4 separate regions of the Homo sapiens genome follow, and all the other regions are linked to region 4. The links are chromatin contacts, found by Hi-C or POLR2A ChIA-PET in ENCODE. All regions are on one chromosome and are shown on one strand. Each heading gives the region's core, a stretch centred on a gene start or an enhancer-like site at or near the end of the contact. The rest is flanking DNA. Distances are from core to core; before and after follow the strand shown.

Region 1 (3,158 bases), core at 119-2,618, 1.7 Mb before region 4:
GAAGAGTTAATTCTGTCAGAACTTAATTAAACTTTTCATTAAGGTTAACGTAAAACGAATTTTGCTCAGAGTCTAGTAGGTTTCATTAAACTTTCGAAACACCAGTACTTAGACTTCAAAAGAACGCCTCAGGGCTCTGGTCTCCTTCCTGTGCACTTAGCACATTGCGTGAGCGTGCACGCATGCATGTACACACCAGGAATGTGCGTGCAAGCTCAGCTCGTAGGTAGCAGTGTTACCAGCGTTCATCTTCATGATAAATGGGGCAAAGCTGTGAGACGGAGTCAGACAACCTAGGGTCCATCTTGAGAGGCGTCATCTGCTGTGCAACCTAAGGCAACGCCTCTTCACTTCTCTGGGTCCCTGTCTCCTGCTATGTAAAGTGAAAAGACAAGATTAGGTGATGGCCTCCAAATTTAAGAATGAGTCCTCAGACCCACCAATCTAGATCTGTGTTTATATTGTGCTGCTCATCATTTGCTGTGTATTTGTAACTGACTATCACGAGTTTTATTCCCACGGTGAGAGCAAGGTCATGCGCTTATGGGGGTCTAGCTGGGTCAGGGCTATGGTCTGACCCTGCAGTGGAGAAAACCAGCCGGGCTACTGAGAGGAAGTGACCCTCTGCTGGGACTCACCTCCTCCTCCGCAGGGCTTAGCCTGCCGCGTCTGCCCCCAGGAGCAGAGCCATACACAAAGCAGCGTCCGTTTAGAAAGAAAGTACTCGCATCTTTAGAACTCATCTTTGGCATTCATTGTTCTGTGGTCGGATCTCTGGATTTAGACAGCTTATTAGAAAATTCCTGAGATGAGGAGGACATCCAGATGGGTCATGCTGCTTCAAGGAAGGCTGAAAATGAGAAACCAGGATTAATCAAAATAGGATTAATCAAAATCCAGAGGAGCCATTTTCTTTTTTTTTTTCTTTTTTTTGAGACAGTCTTGCTCCGTCACCCAGGCTAGAGTGCAGTGGCACGATCTCGGCTAACTGCAACCTCTGCCTCCTGGGTTCAAGTGATTCTCCTGCCTCAGCCTCTTGGGTAGCTAGGACTATAGGCTTGTACCACCATGCCTGGCGAATTTTTTGTATTTTTAGTAGAGATGGGGTTTCACCATGTTGGCCAGGCTGGTCTTGAATTCCTGACCACAAGCAATCCAACCACCTCGGCCTCCCAAAGTGCTGGGATTACAGGCATGAGCCACTGCGCCCAGCCCCCGAGAGGAGCCATTTTCAAAGCGAACTGAGCGATTGGGCTGGAGGGTGCGGGGGCTCCTGCTTTGTGGGTGTAGTCAGTGTCGGGATGCAGGGTGATGTGCTTATGAGGAAGCCACGCTGGCCAGCCTGCAGTGTGGGGGCAGAATTGCAGTGAGATACAAGAGACTGCCGCATAAATGAGGACATGCCGGGAGAGCCTGCGTGTGGTCAGAGCGGGGCTTCTGGATGGGGCATCGGCCTTGCCACTTAGCTCACTTGCATGTCTGACCCTGGGCCCACCACCTGCCTTCCTCCTCTCAGGGCCCTCCTGAGGCCTCCAGAGAGTCTTGTTCTGTGTACAGTGTCTGGCCCTGGCCTATACCCAGTGGCCATCATTTTCAGTGCCAGCCCTTCCTGCCGCACTTGTTCCCCTCCAAAGACCAATGTTAACCAAGTGACACCTAAGAGGAAAAACCCAGCCTTGACCTGTTTTCCTGCAAGTTCCTCTGAAACCTGTGCCAGGCTTTTATCTGGGAAATATCATTCTTGAGTGCCTTTACTTTTACAGTTTTTTTTTTCTTTCTTTTCTTGAATGGTTACTTTTGAAGCTATTTTTAGAAAGACTTTGTTTCAGAGAAGGCTGTTCAAGGTCCTGTGTTAGGAAATGCCTGGTCTCTCCCTGTGCCCACAGAAGTCATTCCTGGTCCAGGCCTGGCACGCACTTGCCAAGAGTCCTCGAGGCGTGTTTCCCCAAATCTGGGCCCCATCAGAATTCCCACAGGAAGGGGCCTTCAGTGTGGTCTGGAAAGAGCCAGGCTGGCTGCAGCATCTGGAAATCACTTGTCACTTCCCCAGTGGCCAGGCCCACCCGTGCCACGCTGTGTCTGTTGCAGCTGGGAGTCTAGGAGTGGCTCTTTAGGTCTGGAGTCAAGGCCACTGACCTGTTGGCTGCCCCTACAGCAAGAAGGCTCCCTAAGGAACCTAATTCCCAGGCCCTGGGGACTCCTGACCAGGCCCCACCTCATGAGATGGAAGGGAAAAGAACCTCTTGTGAAACAATATGGTAATGGAGGTGGTTTTTACTTAGCTATTGGCTTTTTCCATTCAGCCCATGTGTATTTAGTGCCTAAATATGGGTTCTTTGCCAAATGCCAGGGATTCTGTGTGGAGTCAAAAAGAGTCCTTATCCCTCAGGGGTAATGTGTGTTGTATCTACAGTAGTGCCCTCCAAAAAGGATTTGAAACACCTTACAACATTCATAGAGAACAATAGAATGTAACATTAGTGAGAAAATCGGGACACGAAGAAAGCAGAAGAAAATAAGATGAAGTAAGGGGAAGGTTTGTACATGTAATACATGACATAGCATTGGTATGGTTACCAGAATTTGGCCACAGATCTGACTTTGAGTTTCCTGGTAGTCAAAGCAAAGAGAGAAACAAGACCAATCTCTTGATTCTTGGTGTCCTGAAAATACCAGCAGATCAGTTCCTCGGAAGAACTCTTCCTGATAGATACCTGTGGTGTTCACAAGGAAGCCCAGCATAATGGATGGACAAGCAAGTTGTCTTAACAGGGAGAGCTGATGCTGCATGCCTATCCCACCAATTACCCTGGGTATTTGTGGTCTTAAGAGGTGAGGTCAGCAGCAGCACTTGGTGCCAGAGCTGCTGGCCGCCCCAGCACTGAGACAGGATGCTGAGTCACATCCTGCAGGGCTGCGGTATCCTGGCTTCGCGTGCCCTTCACAATAGGAGGCCTGCACGGGCAGGTCAGCCCCTGCTGTTCCAAACATGTGGTCTCCGAGCAGGAAAATGCTAAAATTAGATCTTACGTGGTCCAGAGCCGTGTATGTGAGAGGCCCTCAAAACCTGGACACACACAGACCAGGAAGACCTGGGAGAGCAGAGCTCTTCATCGTTCTCTTCTGCTCTGGGCACGAAACAGGGCCACTTCTGTTCT
Region 2 (3,018 bases), core at 113-2,612, 1.0 Mb after region 4:
ACGATACATTCACATAATGGAGTACTCTAGAGCAATGAGAATGAACAATCTTTGACGACATTGAGCAACGTAGATTATTCTCACAAACATGTTGAATTAATGACAAAAGAAGGTATACTACGTGATTCCATTTTTTTTTTTTGAGACAGAGTCTCGCTCTGTCACCAGGCTGGCTCACTGCAACCTCCTTCTCCTGGGTTCAAGCGATTCTTGTCCCTCAACCTCCTGAGTAGCTGGGATTACAGGTGCCCACTACCACGCCCAGCTAATTTTTTGTATATTTAGTAGAGACGGGGTTTCACCATGTTGACCAGGCTGGTCTCGGTCTCCTGACCTCATGATCCACCCGCCTCGGCCTCCCAAAGTGCTGGGATTACAGGCATGAGCCACCACGCCCGGCTATGACTCCAGTTTTTAGAACTTCAAAACTCATCTACGATTTTGGTTCATATTCCTCATATTCATGGTATTGGTGTATCTGTATCTTTGGGGAGATGATTAATGACAGAAAGAGGGCATGGCAGGGGTGCTTGCAGGGGGCTGGCAATATTGTTTCTTGATGTGAGTGCTGGTGCCCTATTTATTTATTTATTTTATTTTTTGTTTTAGAGATGAGGTCTCGCTATGTTGACCAGGTTGGTCTCAAACTCCCAGCCTCAAGCAATCCTCCCATCTCGGCCTTCCAAAGTGCTGAGATTTCAGGTGTGAGCCACCATCCCCGGCTTGGTTCCCTATTTATAAAGTAGGGATAATATGGATCCCTATCTCATAAGATTATTGTGAGGAATAAATGTTTTAATCCATGACATGTAGTAACTGTTCAATAAATATTAACTATTCTTATTACAAGCTTTCTAGGGAAGGAGAGATCCCTGTCTGGGAAGTCTCCTGGAAAAAATTGAGCCCCAGACAATTTCACAGGTCCAGGATCCTGGATGCTGTCCTGTGCCTTGCTCCTGTCTCTTGGATTGTTCTCGGCGATGTTTGGTTGCCTGTGTGACTCACCTGCAGCTCCTTGTGGGCTTTCAAGGTCTTGTGTTTTATTCATCGCCGTCTTCTTTCTCTCCTCCTAGTCCCTGGCCCTGCCAGCTGCTGGCGGTTCTGTTTCTGCTCTGTTCCCTTCCTCATGCTGACCCTTCTACCTGGCCTGCCTTTCCTTCCCCTCCAAACTGGGAAAAGTCTTCTTTCGGTATCCCCAGTGCCATCTGCATAGTAGGTGCTTTCTGCTGTGCTAAAAACCAGGCTGTACACCACCTGGCCATGGCCCCAGTGCTGTGGGCTGACTCAGGCTGAGCTAAGTTTCTATTCAGGGATTTAATTTTCCTGGTAGGCCTGGCATGTCAAGGGCCATAGTTTTCCTTACCATTCTGGAGCCACCGGGCCTCTGGGTAAAACTGTCTGGCCAAGAGACACAGGCTTTCATTTTTCAGAAAGGAAACCCTTCCCAACTGGTGGAAAATAAGCTTTTGCTTAGTGACTAATAACATAAACACAGACAAGATTTCTGGGCTTATAAATAACCAGTTGTAAAAGTGCCCAAGGGAAGCAGCCTTTTTTTGCTAGAAGAATGGCCAAGAGTATCCCTGTCACCTTGTAGATAGTGACCTTAAGCACGGGCAAAGGAGCGTTGGGCCAAGGGTGTGGAAGCTGCTCATTCTTCAGTATTAATTCCCAAGGCCTTGCTCTTATACATTATAAATCCTGGACTATTCTGGAAAAATAACACCCAATCTCTAAGGTCCTTTCCTGCTCGAAAATCCTGTGATTCTGTGGCAGCCACAACATGTTTTAAAGAGCGATGCCAGCAGGGAGAGGAAAGTCTTAGGGTTTTGTTTTGCTAGAGCTGCCTAAGTGGCTGATGAAGTAATTATGAGCACAGCTTCCATTCGTTGAGCACTGGCCGGGGCACCGTGCTGAGGGCGATAGACCTGTGAGGAAATTACTAGTCTCATTGGACTGATGAGGAGGCGGAGGGTCAGAGGGGTTGATATATATGAGTAGTAATGGAATGGCTGAGAGCTTGGGGGTAGCAGTCAGACTGCTGGGCCCAGTGCTGGCTATGCCTCGTACTCTTTGTAGTTATGGGAATTATTATTCACCTTGTCGCCCCAGGTGTTCTCATCTGTAAAATGGGGATCCTCATAGTACCGAATCCTTATGATGTAATTCATGCAGAATGATTATTAGCATGGTGCCTGCACATGGTAAGCCTACAGCAAATTTTGCTGTTATTAAGAAAGGCTTCAAGAAGCTTCATCTGTAACAGCTCTGGCCTCCTTGATGAAACACTGAGGCTTGAAATCTAGAAATCTTCTTTGCTCTCAATTAATTTAAGGTGACAGGGCCTTGACCGTGAGACTTGGGCTTCTTCCTATGGGGGACTGGGGGATGGTGTCCCAGAGCCAGGCCTGGCTGCTCGGACAGTTCTCTGACCAGATTGCTCACTGGCCCTGCCTGAGAGAATGAGGGGCCAGTTTTATCCCTCGGGTATCATCTCATTCATCCAGTGTTTCCCAAACTGGCTCCATATGAGTTCTTCTGGATGCCAATAGGAGGATTGAAATGGCCCAATCAACTGGCAGAACTCTGAGTTAAGGAAACCAGGCTCTCTGAGGACCATCAAGTATTAATGTTTGGCTTGGGTTTGACTGTGGAATTTTTTCTTCTTCAAGATAGCTTGCAGAATGAGTACTCCATGGAATATGCATTTGGAACTATTTCTTGACCCCTCCAAATGCAGTCAGCAGGGAGGCAAGTGTGAGGTCTGGCAACCAGAAAGGATGGGGGTAAGGGATGTCCTTGGAGGTGAGACAGGTGGACAGATCTGCGATATATTTTATTTTATTTTTGAGATGAAGTCTCACTCAGTTGCCCAGGCTGGGGTGCAGTGGTGTGATCTCGGCTCACTGCAACCTCCACCTCCTGGGTTCAAGCTATTGTCCTGCCTCAGCCTCCCCAGTAACTGGGGTTACAGGCACCTGCCACCACACCCGGCTAATTTTTTATATTTTTGGTGGA
Region 3 (3,166 bases), core at 1-2,500, 1.5 Mb before region 4:
CCTGAGGTCGAGAGTTCAAGACCAACCAGCCTGACAAACGTGGAGAAACCCCATCTCTACTATAAATACAAAATTAGCCGGGGTGGTGGCACATGCCTGTAATCCCAGATACTCGGGAGGCTGAGGCAGAAGAATAGCTTGAACCCGGGAGGCGGAGGTTGCGGTGAGCCGAGATTGTGCCATTGCACTCCAGCCTGGGCAAAAAGAGTGAAACTCCATCTCAAAAAAAAAAAAAAAAAACAACTTTGTGCAAGGCAAGATATGAGTATCTTTCTGTGCATGTCCTGAGCCCTTGCCTGGTGCAAAGCCGCAGGGCAGATCCTGGGAGACCCCCCTATTCCCTCCCTTCTGGAAGTGTCTGGGTATTCTTAGGCCTCCCAGCCTTTGCCTCTGCTGTGCTCTCTGCCTGGGATGCCCACCTGGCTTGTCATCTCAAGTGCCACTTCTTGGAAGCTCCTCCTGTTAACCTCCCTCCCCCACCCAGGATGGAAGGAGAGGCCCCTCCCTTGCTCACCGCAGGATGGCACTCACTGCGCTGTGTCATTGTGGCATGATGTTCCACCGAATTGTTTACTCGCTGGCCTCCCCATTGGATGGAGGGCTACCAGAGGGCCACAGCCCAGAATTGCTGGCCTTTAGACCTCAGGGCATGCAGTCTGGAGTGCCAGAGTTGGTCAAATGAACAAATTTAGGATGAAGAAATAAGATAAGCAGGACTTGCCCTTGTGGTATCTGTAGTCCAGCTCCCTAGAGAGGCTCTTGGTTGCAGCTGAAAGGGCCTGTGCTGTGCATCTACAGAGAGTGTTTTGAGTCCTGCGAGAAGAAATACACCATATTTGCAAACCCTTTGAAGGTTCATATTTTGTGTTTTTTGCTCCCTGACCACCTCCCACCCCTCCCCACGCCCCACCAATCTTGGGCAAGAAGCGAGACCATTCTCCTTTTTCTCTGGTCACTCCTGTCCTTCAGGGGGCTCCCTCTGGCCCCGACTGTCCATTGCTGCTGAAGTAATGCTGTGGCCTTTCTCAGTTTGGGCCCCACCCAAAACCGAAGAACTTCTCCCCAGAAAGCTTCTACTTGGTTCTCAGTGTTTTCACAGTTATGGGAACCCAAGAACAGTGTCAGACCTAGGAGGTGCCCCACTACCACCCTGTCTTTATCAATGTTGTCACCAAAGCTGTCACAAACAATGGGGTGTGGGCTGTCACATGGCCCTGCCTAAGTAACCACATTCTCGCTTCCTCCTTCCACACACAGCCATTGGGGGTTGCTCGGATCCGGGACTGCCGCAGGGGGTGCCACAGCAGTGCCTGGCAGCGTGGGCTGGGACCTTGTCACTAAAGCAGAGAAGCCACTTCTTCTGGGCCCACGAGGCAGCTGTCCCATGCTCTGCTGAGCACGGTGGTAAGTGCTGGCTTGCAAAACCACAGGGAGTGGCTGGAGGTCCCCATGGGCCAAGGGCCTGCCTTATAGCTGCTGGCAGGCCCGGGTAGGACCGCCAGGCCCTTCTTGAGCTGCAGCACCTGGGGAGGGCAAACTGAGGCTCCTCCGACTCAAGACTAAAGTCTTCCTGGAGTCTGTGGCCTTATTCTGTGACTCTTCTGAATCCTGCTCCTGCCAACTTTTTTTTTCCTTCTTTTTTTGAGACAGGGTCTTACTCTGTCACCCAGGCTGGAGTGCAGTGGCACAATCATGGCTCACTGCAGCCTTAAACTCCTGGGCACAAGTGATCCTCCCACCTCAGCCTCCTGAGTAGCTGGGACTACAGGCGCACATCGCCGCATGCAGCTAATATTTTTACCTTTCCTAGAGATGGGGTCTCACTTTGATGCCGAGGCTGGTCTCAAACTCCTGGCCTCAAGCCTCTTGCGTTGGCCTCCCAAAGTGCTGAAATTACAGGTGTGACCCACCAGCCCCAGCCTCCCATTAACTTACTTCCCTCCCTGGCCAGTTTGCCTGCAGCGTCTGGCTTGGCGGCATTCTGATTTTGAAAATCAGAGAAACCATGAGTGTTTCCCTAGAAATGATCTTATCCTCTCCTTTCCTGGATGGGAAACTGAGGTCGGGAGAGGTGAAGGGATTTGTTTAGGGGCAGAGCTGAGATTAGGTCTGGAAGACTCCAGAAAGTAGGGGGAGTGCAGGATTTCTCTTGAAGCTGCATGTTATGGACGCATAAAAAAGTTCTTTTCAGAGAAAGATGCATTCTTCCCACTTTTTATAAGACTGAGGAAATGACACTTGTCTGTGGCAAACTATTAAAATATTAGAATTAAGATACTATTGTTAGCAAAAGGGAAAACAATAATAATAATAATAATTAGAATATTTGGCTGGGTGCAGTGGCTTACACCTGTAATCCCAGCCCTTTGGGAGGCCGAGGCAGGTGGTTGGCCTGAGCTCAGGAGTTCTAGACCAACCTGGGCAACATGGTGAAACCTCGTCTCTACCAAAAATACAAAAACTTAGCTAGGTGTAGTGGTGTATGCCTGTGGTCTCAGCTACTTGGGAGGCTGAGGTGGGAGGATCACTTGAACCTGGGAGGGGGAGGTCGCAGTAAGCCGAGATTGTGCCACTGCACTCCAACCCGGGTGGCAGAGTGAGACCCTGTCTCAAAAAAAAAAAAATTAGAATACTCTTATTAGTTTGTATTTGAGATACTTTCAGGACACTAAAAGGAAATGGTGGGGGCCAGTTGTGCCCTGCTGTACACACATTCACACACACACACACACACACACACACACACACACACACCCCATATTGTCGATATCTGGGCTTCTGTTGCCTGGAATTCTCTTCCTCTTTCCTCTTTCTTCTGTTTTCCTTTTTTTTCCATCTCTGACTTTGAGGCCCCCAGAGCCAGGCCCCTCAGTGGGCCGGGGCCTCAGAAGGTGGCTCCCAGGCCCTCAGACAGCCCCAGAGTCTCTTCCGAGGCCGTGCCCTGGGTGGTTGATGCCTCCCTCAGCAGGCTTGGCCAGCAGCCAGGGGAGTTAAACCTCAGAGAGCGGAAGGGCTGGGTTGCTAGGCTGGGCCCAGAGTGGGGCATTCAGAGGAGCTGGGGAATCAATCATCCGAGAACCTTGGAGGGTGGACAGTGCCCCTTTTACAGATGAGAAAACTGAGGCTTGAAGGGGAGAAGCAGCTGCCTCTGGCGGCATGGCTTCTG
Region 4 (3,135 bases), core at 422-2,921:
GGATTAGGGTGCACCCTAATGACCTCATCTTAACTTGAGCATGTACAAAGACCTTATTTCCAAATAAGGCCACATTTATAGTCATTGAGAGTTATATGATTTTGGGGACACACAATTCAACCAATAAGAATTGCCATCTCCTTCTTTCTTTTAACTTTGCCAAACACACTGGTGGCCAACAGCACTCACTCACTCACTCATTCATTCATTAAATAAGCATTTGCCTATGTCAGGCTCTGTTCTGGTGTTGATGCAAAAAATAAAAACAAAAGAAAACTGAATACAGACCCAGTCCTTGAGAAATCACACTTCAGAGGGAATCAGAGGCACATTATTATGATAATAAGTACTATTACTGAGTTGGTATTGCTAGGAATGGGCACTTTTCAACTAATTTTCACGGTAGTGTGAAAAGTGATGTAACAGAAACATACTTGGAGAACCCAGGGAGGTCCTAAATTTGCCCTAGGGATCAGGAATACTTTCAGAAATTAGTTATTATTTCATCTGAGTCTAAAGGGATGCGTAGAAATATCCTAGGTAGCTCAAAGGTGGTAATATTGAGTACTGGATTCCAAAGAAGAGTATTTTATAGAGGAAAAAACAGCAAAGGTTAAGAGACAAATTGTAAACCCCAGGAGGGGTGGGGTTTTAGTCTGTTTTATTAAGTATCTCCTGTATCTCTAGTGCTTTGAACAGTGCCTAGTTCATTCAAAAAGTAATCATTGAATGAATTTAAGGGCATCATATATCTAAGGGATGCCATGGCCTGCAGTTCACTGTCGCTGGAAAAGTAGACAAACGTCCAGTTTCAAAGAGACCGGTAAACTACATTAAATGTAAGAGACGAGGGGTGAAAGGTTGATGATATATATCGCTAGTATTAAAAAAATTCCAGGAAGTCCAGGAATGCCTGGCATCCGTCCTGCCAATTACCCTTTTCCCCAGAGTATGTACAAGGGGGAGGAGGCACCCAAGGGCCAGGAGAGTGGAGGGGCACAGCTCCACAATCTCCAAAGTAGGGTTCTCTGGCCAAAGCAGGATTGAAGCACATGGTTTGGACTTGAAATGTACGTGGAGCCTCCCACTCTCCTCCTTCCACTCCATCCTCCCCTCACTCTCCGCCCGACTCCACCACTGGCTCCTGAAGGAAACCGGACAATTTCCAGGCCCTCCCCAAATCCCACGGGAGGAATCGCCGAGCGCGCTCCTGCCCGCCGGCCCCGCCCCCTTACCCTCTGGAACGCAGCGAGAGCGCACGCGCGCCTAACGGAGCAGCGCGCGCGCCCGCAAGCTCCCCGCATCCCCGTGCTCATCCGGGTCTCAGCGAGCCTCGGCCAATGGTGGCCGCTCATGGCCCTTGGGGGCGGGGCTAAGCCTTCCCTCACAAGGGGCCTGTGGTCAACGCGATTTGCTTCCAAGGGACGGCCACCAGTCGGCACAGGAAAGGGGCAGAGGCAGTGAGTTCAGCGTGTGGACGAGGGTCAACAAGTTTGGGATCAAGCGGCTGCCGCTCCTCCAAAAGCGACCGAAGCGCGAGCAGATTACCCCTCCGAGCCAGTGTAGTAAACACACTTCAGAAACGTGAGGTGCCGGTGGTCACGAGGGGAGCGCGCCCTCCAATGAGGAGCCGGGGGCGGGGCCGAGGCCGCTGACGCGGCGGCGGCGGCAGAGTCACCCGGGCAGCCTCGGGACCGGTCACCGGCCGGCAACCGTCCAGCGGCCTCGACCACCGCCTCTAGCCTCCGTTCCCGGTCCTTTCTCCCGGGCCGAGAGACAGCGTCGCCGACAGGGGCTCATTCCCCTCCGGTTCTCCTCGGTGACTCACCTCGGGCGGGCCGTTTTGTCTTTAGGGGCCGCCTTGGTGGGGCGAGGTTTCCGTGACGAATCTCCTGGGGCCGTCCGTGCCGGCTCGGGCCGTCGTGGCGGCTCGAGCTCCTGGAACTTGCTCAGGCTCCGGAGGTCCGAGGCCCTCGAAGTTATGCGTCGCCTCCAGGCGGTTGCGGCGGGCGCGGGCTCCTAAAGGGCGTCACACCCGGACTCCGCCGACTAGGCAACCTCCATTCATCTTTCCACTGCGCCTCCGGCGCCCCCGCCTTCTCCGGTCCCCTCCTCGGAGTCATTTTTTCCTGTTCCCCCTCTGCCGCCCTTTCCTCACGCCCCGGGTGAGGCAATTCTCTTGGAAGCGAAGGTGTCGGCTATGAGCCGGAGCCTCCTTCCTTGAATTTCTCCGTGGAGGACCCGCCGCGCCCCCCGGCATGGGGGTGAACGCCGTGCACTGGTTCCGAAAGGGGCTCCGGCTCCACGACAACCCCGCCCTGAAGGAGTGCATTCAGGGCGCCGACACCATCCGCTGCGTCTACATCCTGGACCCCTGGTTCGCCGGCTCCTCCAATGTGGGCATCAACAGGTGGCGGTGAGTCACAAGCCCGTGGGAAATGGATTTGGGTGTTTAATGAGTCTGATGTTAATGAATTCCATGCGATCCGCCAAATCTGTGAATTTAGACGTGGGACTGTCTTGCTTATACCGCTTACGAATTTTAGGTGCCCTAAGTATTAAATAGAATTGACTTAATACTTCTCTGGCCAAAGAGTACTGACGACCTGAAACACTCGGTCTTCATCAGTGAGTTATGTGTCTTTCTGTGCTAACTGGAGCTCCTCCCCTGAATTTGTGGAGAATTCTTAGTGCTGGAGTTAAAGAAACACCTTTCCTGTCCTTAGTGGCCATTGTATATGGATTCCCTTGGCCTTTTTGTGGCATTCGGAAGGATTGTGATGTTTCCTGTTTACGTTTGTGTCTAGGTAACTCATAGTATGGAGAAAAATCATTCATTCAGTACAGCAGGCTCCAGATCCAGTGTTCTTCCACCTTGAGGTTACTGTGGGAAAAGCAAGGGAAACAGCATTATCTGGTTTCTCTGCTCGGTTCTTTTTCTCAACTCCTCCTTGTGGTTGCCGAGACAAAGCACAGTTTTTCTTTCTAGGCAAGTTGTAGTCCTTCTAGGGATCAGAGCACTGAAAGAAATCTTAGAGATGCTTTATGATCTTTTCCTGAAACACCAGGCTACATGATTGTTAGGCCCCCTGGTGGAAATAAAAGCATAGCTCAACAGATAGACTCTTGATCACT

What was found. A loop is a pair of places that touch in the nucleus more often than their neighbours do. ChIA-PET counts read pairs that join two places held with the same protein, here RNA polymerase II (POLR2A). Pooled maps may share reads with other maps.
Region 1: a loop to region 4 is called in a map of chondrocyte, with 6 times the contacts of the local background. The contact joins the enhancer-like site here to the promoter of CRY1 in region 4. A Hi-C loop is called at or near these places in 2 of 168 maps with a recorded cell type or tissue (chondrocyte and endothelial cell of umbilical vein) and 3 of 50 pooled maps. POLR2A ChIA-PET finds 5 or more read pairs at or near these places in 1 of 52 experiments (PC-9).
Region 2: a pooled map shows a loop between it and region 4 (2.6-fold over the local background). The contact joins the enhancer-like site here to the promoter of CRY1 in region 4. A Hi-C loop is called at or near these places in 1 of 50 pooled maps. POLR2A ChIA-PET finds 5 or more read pairs at or near these places in 2 of 52 experiments (Caco-2 and activated T-cell).
Region 3: a loop to region 4 is called in a map of naive thymus-derived CD4-positive, alpha-beta T cell, with 6 times the contacts of the local background. The contact joins the promoter of SELPLG here to the promoter of CRY1 in region 4. A Hi-C loop is called at or near these places in 1 of 168 maps with a recorded cell type or tissue (naive thymus-derived CD4-positive, alpha-beta T cell) and 7 of 50 pooled maps. POLR2A ChIA-PET finds 5 or more read pairs at or near these places in 1 of 52 experiments (WTC11).

What each region holds. Positions count from the first base shown.
Region 1 is chr12:108,838,306-108,841,463 of GRCh38, reverse strand. All of the region lies in intron 2 of SSH1 (slingshot protein phosphatase 1), which reads left to right. Among named protein-coding and RNA genes, the nearest start is that of MIR619, 2.9 kb to the right of the region's middle. RefSeq lists enhancers at 1,808-2,409, 2,969-3,098, 2,403-3,158. Within about 2 kb of position 1,368, at least 9 of the 41 ENCODE cell types and tissues checked have a DNase peak (open chromatin) inside an H3K27ac peak, as active enhancers do.
Region 2 is chr12:106,089,620-106,092,637 of GRCh38, reverse strand. The region is part of intron 2 of NUAK1 (NUAK family kinase 1); the gene reads left to right. Among named protein-coding and RNA genes, the nearest start is that of NUAK1, 48 kb to the left of the region's middle. Within about 2 kb of position 1,362, at least 12 of the 41 ENCODE cell types and tissues checked have a DNase peak (open chromatin) inside an H3K27ac peak, as active enhancers do.
Region 3 is chr12:108,631,978-108,635,143 of GRCh38, reverse strand. SELPLG (selectin P ligand) reads left to right here and starts at 1,250. Exons shown (of 2, transcript NM_003006.4): 1 at 1,250-1,404. LOC105369968 (a long non-coding RNA gene) reads right to left here. Exons shown (of 3, transcript XR_007063449.1): 2 at 1-813. RefSeq lists a silencer at 439-488 and an enhancer at 1,729-1,778.
Region 4 is chr12:107,092,085-107,095,219 of GRCh38, reverse strand. It overlaps CRY1 (cryptochrome circadian regulator 1), which reads left to right and starts at 1,671. Exons shown (of 13, transcript NM_004075.5): 1 at 1,671-2,416. The coding sequence starts at 2,259. RefSeq lists silencers at 1,200-1,279, 1,610-1,839 and an enhancer at 1,380-1,529.